Regions from separate parts of the Homo sapiens genome. Here region 1 is linked to region 2. A link is an interaction called in ENCODE POLR2A ChIA-PET data of the cell type or tissue named here. Cell type or tissue: MCF 10A. All regions are shown on one strand. Each heading gives the region's core, and the rest is flanking DNA. Links, peaks and the distances in the headings are about the cores only. Region 1 overlaps RGS7 (regulator of G protein signaling 7). Region 2 overlaps RGS7 (regulator of G protein signaling 7).

Region 1 (4,401 bases), core at 236-4,235, 130 kb before region 2:
TAAGATTCAATTCTGAAAGGCTTGTAAGCCAGAATAAGCAGAAAAGGAAGCATTGTAACTTCTTAGGCAAGCAATTGATATAGTAAAAATGAATTATGTGTTCATAAACAATGTAAAAGATAAAAAACATTTATTATTCCTTTGTGAACACCATATGGAGTTTGTGAAGTTTATGGAGCTTGTGAACTTGAAAAAGCTCATATATCTTGAAAAATAAGAATTGGCACAAACTCTTGGGTGCTATTTTGAGACATATTGCAGAAATAAATTGATGGATGGAGAGACAGATAGACGGTTTCATGGGTAGATTTGTAATAAAATTGATTTTTATGATTTTCAGTGCATATGAAAACCCCAGGCATTTTTGTTTAATTGAACTTCAATGTGGCTTTTGGGATTGAAAATCACATTTCTAATCTTTTGATATTTTTGACCATAAAATTTTAGGCATCTGAAGAGTAAGTGCTATTGTGTCAAAGCCACTGACTCTCTGGGATGAATTAAAATTCTAAACTGGTAGGGAAAAGGTCAGGGAAACTTTTTCTACCTGAGTTTGGGGCAGATCTAAAATACCCTTCACACTAACACAAGTATTATCATTGCTGGCATATCTTCTCCATTGCTTGTATGTTAAAAGATCCATCCATGCATTCATCTATTTAACATTAACACGGCTGCACTTACTTGACAAATGTTGTTTTTCCAGTTCTGTTTTAAGGCAGATATTTTGAACTAAAAAGATGTGAAGAAAGATAGCGCTTGGGTTTGAGCATAACGTGGGGTCTCTACATCATTGTGCACTTCTGTGGAAGGTGTTTAGTGTTTTATGAGAGGCCAGATACTTACAGACATGTACAGGTAACAAGTCTATATCTGTGTGAATATCCACCCATTGGATGTTCACCAATAAGCAAATGTGTGATATTGTGTTGTATAATCCTAAATCGCATAGCTCTGTGGTTGGCAAAGTTTTTCTGCAAAGGGCCAGATAGTAAACATATTTGGCTTTCAGGTATCTGTCACAACTTCCCAACTATGCTATTGTGGATCAAAAGCAGCTATAGACAATATGTAAATGAATTAGCATGGCTGTGTCCTAATAAAAGTTTATTTATGGGGACAGGCGTGGTGGCTCACACCTGTAATTCCAGCACTTTGGGAGACTGAGGCGGGCGGATCATAAGGTCAGGAGATGAGACCATCCTGGCTAACACGGTGAAACCCTGTCTCTACTAAAAATTAAAAAAAAAAATTAGCCAGGCGTGGTGGCGGGCGCCTGTAGTCACACCTACTCGGGAGGCTGAGGCAGGAGAATGGCGTGACCGGGAGGTGGAGCTTGCAGTGAGCCCAGATCGCACCACTGCACTCCAGCCTGGGCAACAGAGCGAGACTCAGTATCAAAAAAAAAAAAAAAGAAAAGAAAAGAAAAGAAAAAAGTTTATTTATGGACACTACAAATTAGATTTTATATAATTTTCACATATTATGAAATATTATGCTTTTTATTTTATTTTTTTCAACCACTGAAAAGCCTGAAAACATTCTTCACTCCCGGGCCCAACAAAATCTGATGGCAGGCCAGATTTGAGCCATGGTCAGTGTTTGCTGACCCCTAGCAGATATGATGGTCTCTGCATCTAGAACAGCTGTCTGAATTTGCCTGATAGATCTATATTCAGGTTGCATGGAAGAGAAGCATCTGTTCCTTTGATACACATTTTTACTTGAGTGTAGGTGACAATGATTCTCACACCAGCAGTGAACGACTTTTTGCAGCAGGTGGTTGACCACAGGGAGCGAACCAAGGAACACACTATGAGTCATGGAGGGAAGCCTATGTAGGGGGACCCCTTGCCTATTCCAAAGGTTTCCCAGCCTCAAGTCCTCTCCCCGTTCACTGAAACAGGTCAGAGCATCAGCCTTTTCAGGAGCTGACAATGGCCAGCACTTCTGGAGGTAGGTAGAAGCAAAGGAGAAGGGCATTCAGCAGGAGCAGAGTGGAACTTGTCTCCAGGTTCCATATTAGCTCTCTCTTCCTTCTCTTCCAAGAGCTACCAGTGGCACACTGATATGAATTGCACTAATAAAAGTGAAAGTCTTTTTTTTTTTTTAATTCCACCAGACAACTGGAGAAAGTGGAAGTTTTAACAGCTGACTGACCAAATAACGTACTTACTCTTGCTAGGGATTTTTAAAACATATATGTACACTCACACATATGTATGTAATGAATATATGCAAGTACAGGAAGCAGACTGTGGTTAGAGTTTGGAATATAGGATGCTAATTAAAAAGGATCCTTGGTAATGACATCTGGAAGGGAAGAGAGGAGACAGTAGTGAGGAGGGGGAGAAATTGAGCTACAATGCAGGCCCAGCCACACAGACCTCACAGGGAACTCCACAATCAGAATGGATCTTCAGAGTTGTGCCAACTTGGCTCAAGACAGACAGGTTTTATTGATTGTGTCAGTTGATTGTGAGTCACCCAGGAAGGGGTGTGACCTTGTGTGAGGCAGTTCTCTGCAGCTGGGTCAATCCCTGATGTAGTTGACAGCTGAAGGCTGTCTGCTGGCTGCTCTTTGAGACCTGACCTACAAGTCTTCGGTGAAGGGATTTCCCCTCCCCTCCCCTCCCCTCGTCTCCCCTCCCCTCCTCTCCCCTTTCCCTTTCCTTCCCCTTTCCATCTATCATCTATCTAGCATCTATCTTTCTTTTTTTTCTTTTTTTTGAGACAGAGTCTCTCTCTGTTGCCCAGGCTGGAGTGCAGTGGCACAATCATGGCTCACTGCAGCCTTGACCTCCTGGGCTCCTGTGATCCTCTTGCCTCAGCCTTCCTAGTATCTGGGAGCACAAGTGTGCGTTACCATGTCCAGCTAATTTTTTGTTTGTTTGTGTTTCATAGAGACAGAGCCTTGCTTTGTTGCCCAGGTGGTCTTGAACTCCTGAACTCCTGGGCTCAAGCAATCCTCCAGCTTCAGGCTCCTAAAGGACTGAAATTACAAGTGTGAGCCACCACTCCCAGCCTAGCATCTATCTTTCTGTCTGTCTGTCTATGTATATGTATCTATCTATCTATCTATCTATCTATCTATCTATCTATCATCATTTATCTTTCTATCCTCTATCTCAGGTGTGTGTGTGTGTGTGTGTGTGCGTGCGTGTGTAAATTTAGGAACTCTAATATTATAGAACCTAGACAGTGCCTAGCACTTGACATCATTTGTGTGTAGGACTATGATTGATGTTTGACTAGGAATCATAATCCCTGTGGTAGTTACTATAATTTTATCTAGTCATGAAGAAAGGACTAAGAAGTACTTGAGGCTTACGGAGAAGAGACAACCCAAAAGAAGGATTTCTGATTCTCAGCCTATGATCCATTTGGCCTATTTTTAAAACCAGACAGTATCTAAATATGAGATTTTTAAAAATCACTCTACTTGAAACCCAGTGTTCAGTTGTAAAATGCAGTTTCTCCATGTATGTTTGTTTTCCATATTTTTTTTTTCTAAAGTCTACTGGAAATTTCATTTTGAGACTGGGGAAATAATTTTACCTCAAACATACTTAACCTTTGACAACCTTATTTAAAAGGTGCTCAATTTGGGTTTAACTTTTGTAACAGCCTAGGTCATTTCCTTTTTTTTTTTTTTTTTCTTTTTTTCAAGTGAGCATAAATTTTGAACAATGTGCTTCTCAGGGCTTTCTTACAGTTCTCAAATCTCTTGGCCTTTCATTGATCCCTAAAAAAGATAAAAGGTGTCGTATCTCTTTTTTCCTTCTACTATACTAATTTATGCATGTCTTCATTTTTATTTTTTAAAGACACATAATCTGGCCAGGTGAGGTGGCTCACGCCTGTAATCCCAACACTTTGGGAGGCAGAGGAGGGGAGATCACTTGAGGTCAGGAGTTCACCAGCCTGGCCAACATGGTGAAACCCATATCTACCAAAAAATACAAAAATTAGCTGGGCCTCGGGGTATGCACCTGTAATCCCAGCTACTTGGGAAGCTGAGGTGGGAGAATTGCTTGGACTGGGAGGCAGAGGTTGCCACTGCACTCCAGCATAGGCAAGACAGTGAGACCCTGACTGAAAAAATAACAAATAAAATAAAGACACATAATCAAAATGATTGTATTGCAATATTAATCAATTGAAAGTGTTTATTTTGTTCTCATTACTAAGTATGAAATTTGCCTTTTTCAGTTTATCTTGAGAATAGTGAGTTTGTAATACAATCCCTTTTCTTGATTTTATTTTGATTTTCTTTTTCAGTCTGCGTGACATTCTTTTTTTAAAAAATGGCTCTTGGAACAGTATTTTTATTTTTTATTTTTTTGCAGGTTGCTCTCACCGTTGACTACATAAGCCCTAGACGTGAGCATTTGTTAGATG
Region 2 (4,401 bases), core at 117-4,116:
TTGATTTTCACACAGTACTTAACAATATCTAGAATGATTTTATTTATGCATTGCTCAAGGTTGTGTCTCTCTCTTACTGTAATGTAAGTACCCCCAGAGCATGGCCCTTCCTGCCTGGCTCACTGTTAGCTGTCCAGTGCCCAGTGTAGTGCCTGGCAGATAAACAGCACTCAATAATTTTTTTTTTTTTGAGACAGAGTCTCACTCTGTCACACAGACTGGAGTGCAGTGGCGCGATCTCGGCTCACTGCAACGTCCGCCTCCCAGGTTCAAGCGATTCTTGTGCCTCAGCCTCCCGAGTAGCTGGAATTACAGGCATGTGCAACCATGTCTGGCTAATTTTTGTATTTTTAGTAGAGACAGGGTTTCACCATGTTGGACCAGGCTGGTCTCTAACCCCTGACCTCAGGTGATCCACCCGCCTCGGCTTCCCAAAGTTCTGGAAATACAGGCAGGAGTCACCGCACCCGGCAATAAATTATTAATAGCAGAATAAATTAACAAGTCTGCATTATGTAGAAAATACCTTACATTTATTCAGTCAACAAATGTTACCGAGTTCCCTCTGTGTGTGAGGCACACCACTAGACACTGGGAAGGCAAAATATAATAAGAAAAATGTGTAGTTGCTGACCATGCAGAGCTTGTATTCCAGTGCTGGAAGCAGGCACTAAATAAATAATTGCTCAGTTAATTATACACATTGTGTTGAGTGCTATGGAGAAGTTAAACAATATATTAAAGAGACAATTTGCCAATATACATTTGTATTGCTGCTTTAGAAAGTATGTCCACATTACTATGTTCTATTAATGCTATGTGCTGCACGAACAGCATGAAGATTTAGACTGTATTTCACCTGAGGGAATATATCATTCCATTATGATTCAGTTTAGCACCAGCCTGCTCTAACTTCCAGAAAGTGAGTCCACTGTCAATCATATTTTGTGAATTATCTGTTAGATAATTTGGATTCTGCATTTCCCTTCAGTACCTTCATCAGGTAACTGAATCCATTGAAAATGATTCCTGTGATAGCTTTGTTCTTATGAACTGTAATATCCTTCATTAAAAAAAAAAAGCTTCTAGAATTTCCCATTTTTGTACATGTTTCATCTCTGTGGTTCTTGAGGCATAGATAAAGCAAAAAGACAATCTTCCCTCCCCCATATTTAGTTTCATCAGTTCTCAGCAATGTGGAATATGAAAAGCTCCCTGCACAGCCCCTAGGCAGTAGGCATGCCAAGTAGTTAGAGCTTGAATCTGGAGGTGGTGGTCACAATGTGGCTTCAGATCTCAGCTTCTCAGCTCTGTGACCTTGGACAAATGACTGAACTTCTCTTTGTTTTATATTCCCTGGCTGTAGACCAGAGATAATGATAATATCTAAAATAATTTTTGTAAGGATTAAAATGCCTAATACATATAAAGCCCATGGATCTGTGATAAGAACTTAATAAGCATTCAGTAAAGCTTAGATAGCACTATCTAATTACCACACTACCCCTCTACTGATGTTGCTGCCACTACTTCTGCTAACCACTGACCTGTCCTGTTCAACACCATTGTGTATTTTGTACTTTCCTTGAAAGCTAGTATCCTCAACTCCTTGTTTGCACTGGAGAGCATATTACATAACCTAAAATACTTTGCCTTTCATAAATTGAAATTTGTCTCTCTACCAAGGGTGGCTTTTGCGCTTCCTGATAGCATTTAATATTTCTTCATAATGGAGGCAGAAAGCAATTGGCCCCAAAGGCAAATTCCCAGGGACTCAATAGACTGAAAGCTATTACGGTACTTGAAAGTTTCTAAAATTAGTAGCTCTCAATAAGAATTTATCAAAAATTAAAATGGATAGAAATTAACATTTTAATTTGCAATCAGCAATCTCTTTGACTTACTCTCGTTCTTGATAAAGGGGTGGGAGAATCACATCTGCTTTTCTAATCTGGGTACAATACAAAACAGGCCTGAATTATCCCCAGTTAATATTAATACATAAGCATTTCAAATCAATGATCTGCAGTGTCTTTTTGAGCATCAATATACATCTCTCTCCACAATTTCCTTTGTTCTCCCTATGTTTGTTAGTTTCTGTGACTAACCTTGACTTTCTGCTCCATAATTTATTCTTCCATTCGGCGTCCTTAAGTCTATTTAATGACATTTATATTTGATTTGATTGTCTTTAAAAGAGTCAATTCACATTTCTTTCTTGCCCTTAATAATAATATAATGAGATATTATTCCAGAATGTCACTGGTATACTAGCTCATCATCCTTCAAAGATGTTTGTGCTTCCTGCTGGATAATCAAGAGTGGGTGCAAAACCCACCTAGGCAATGAGAACACTTGTACTTCCATTCAGCTGCAGGGAAATAGCATAAGCACAAATCTCAGGTACTATTACTGTGATCTCCCAAGGATACAGGATTACTAAGAGGTATTGCCTGGATCCAAAATAGATCTGCTTGTCCTGAGTCCTGTTTTCCTCCTTCCTCTCCATTATCACAGCTTCCAGCTTTTGAGCACCTGTTAAGTGAAGGTGCTAGGCTTCACATGCCTCCTTATCACTGTGTGAATATATTATTTCCCTTTGAAGTATGATGATTCAGACATGACCGCCAAAGCTAGGTGGCCTGGGTTACAGTCCTGGATAAATTAGCTTATTTCTTTGTTCTTCTGTTTTCTCATCTTTGAAACAGTTATTAAAAAGCATTGTCAGCCGGATGTGTTGGCTCATGCCTGTAATCCCAACAATTTTGGGAGGCCAAGGCAGGCAGGAGGTCGACCACACCTGAGTCAGGAGTTCGAGACCAACCTGACCAACATGGAGAAACCCCTCTCTACTAAAAATACAAAATTAGCCGGGCATGGTGGCGCATGCCTGTAATCCCAACTACTCGGGAGGTGGAGGCAGGAGAATCTCTTGAACCCAGGAGGCTGAGGTTGCAGTGAGCCAAGATCGCGCCATTGCACTGCAGCCTGGGCAACAAGAGTGAAACTACATCTTGATCAATCAATCAATCAATCAATCAATATGAAAAGCATTGTAAAAACAAAAATGGCACTCGACAATGTAAACAGGCAAGGAAGATGTTATTTAAGGCTATTGCATTAGGGAAGATAAATCAGAATTAAGACAGAGCTCAAGGAATAAAGGATGGTAGAGTTTTTAGAGTTTCAAGAACTGGAGTGGGGCGTATCACAGGGCATCCATGTTTGCCAATTGGCGTGATCCCAAAACAAAGTTAATTTTCTCATATCTTTGTGACAGGAGGTAGTTTTACAACTAGGACAATTTAAGCCTGTGCCCTCCCTGGGAGACTGGGAAGCACTGTCTTCATTGATGATGACTTTTCAAAGGAATGGTTCTCAGGTCCTTGAGAAGGACAGTGCTGGGTTACAAAACTGGCAAGAGGCTTTTAAAAAGATTTACACCTAAAGGAGCAGAGAGAAAATGTACATCTACGAGTTTTCTAAAGTAAGCGCTCTAAAACAAGGGAGTTCAGGGGCCTGAGTCCAGAAGAAGCTGAACTAAAGTTTAGTCAAACTGAGGAAAATGTTAAGGCTGTTTTGGTCAGCATTTTACACGATTTTACCCATTTAATCATTATGACAACTATATCTCATAGTTGTTATTTTACACGATTGTAAATTTTACATGATTTTATTCATTTAACTATAACAACTATATCTGTAGTTGTTATTCTACACAATTTTACCTATTTAATCATTATAACAACTATATCTCATAGTTGTTATTTTACATGATTTTACCCAGTATCATTTTAACAACAATAGTTGTTATTAGTTATTATTAATTATTAGTAGTGGTATCTCCATGGTAGGGAGCATGGAGTTAGTGAGGTTTAGTGAGGCCACCAGCAAGTTACCTAACCTTTTAAGCCTCACTTTGATCATATTGCAACTACCCAATGGGTTCTTCCTGCCCACTGCACAAACAAAATCAGCTCACTAAGACCATGGCATTACAGTAAAGGAAGAGCTTAAGTGTCACGATGCTGGCCACGCCATGTTGGAGATGGAGTTAATATTCTAATCAATTTTCCTGAAAACTCAGGGATCAGGGTTTTTAAGGATAATTTGGTGGGTAGGGTGTCAGAAAGTCGGGAGTGCTGATTGGACAGGTCAAAGATGAGATCATAGGGAGTCAAAGCTGTCTTCTTGCGCTGAGTCAGTTCCTGGATGGGGGCCATAAGACCAGATGAGGCAGTTTATAGATCTGGGTGGCATCAGCTGGTGCATTAGAATGTAGACTCTGCAAAGTATCTCAAACACTAATCTCAGGTTTTACAACAGTGACTCCTAAACTATAATTTCTAGTCTTCTGGCTAATTTGTTAGTACTGCAAAGGCAGTCTAACAAAGGCAAGAA

What was found. Peaks named below come from ENCODE experiments on the same cell type or tissue, not always from the same donor. Only the 100,000 strongest peaks of a DNase experiment are listed, where the experiment ranks them.
Region 1: POLR2A ChIA-PET joins it to region 2 with 5 read pairs; 2 of 35 experiments call an interaction of 5 or more read pairs at or near these places.

What each region holds. Positions count from the first base shown.
Region 1 is chr1:241,154,835-241,159,235 of GRCh38, reverse strand. All of the region lies in intron 2 of RGS7 (regulator of G protein signaling 7), which reads left to right. Among named protein-coding and RNA genes, the nearest start is that of MIR3123, 25 kb to the right of the region's middle. In MCF 10A, for the core only: no CTCF peak of the experiment used is centred there; a DNase peak (open chromatin) is centred at 2,485.
Region 2 is chr1:241,022,378-241,026,778 of GRCh38, reverse strand. The region is part of intron 3 of RGS7 (regulator of G protein signaling 7); the gene reads left to right. Among named protein-coding and RNA genes, the nearest start is that of MIR3123, 110 kb to the left of the region's middle. In MCF 10A, for the core only: no CTCF peak of the experiment used is centred there; no DNase peak of the experiment used is centred there.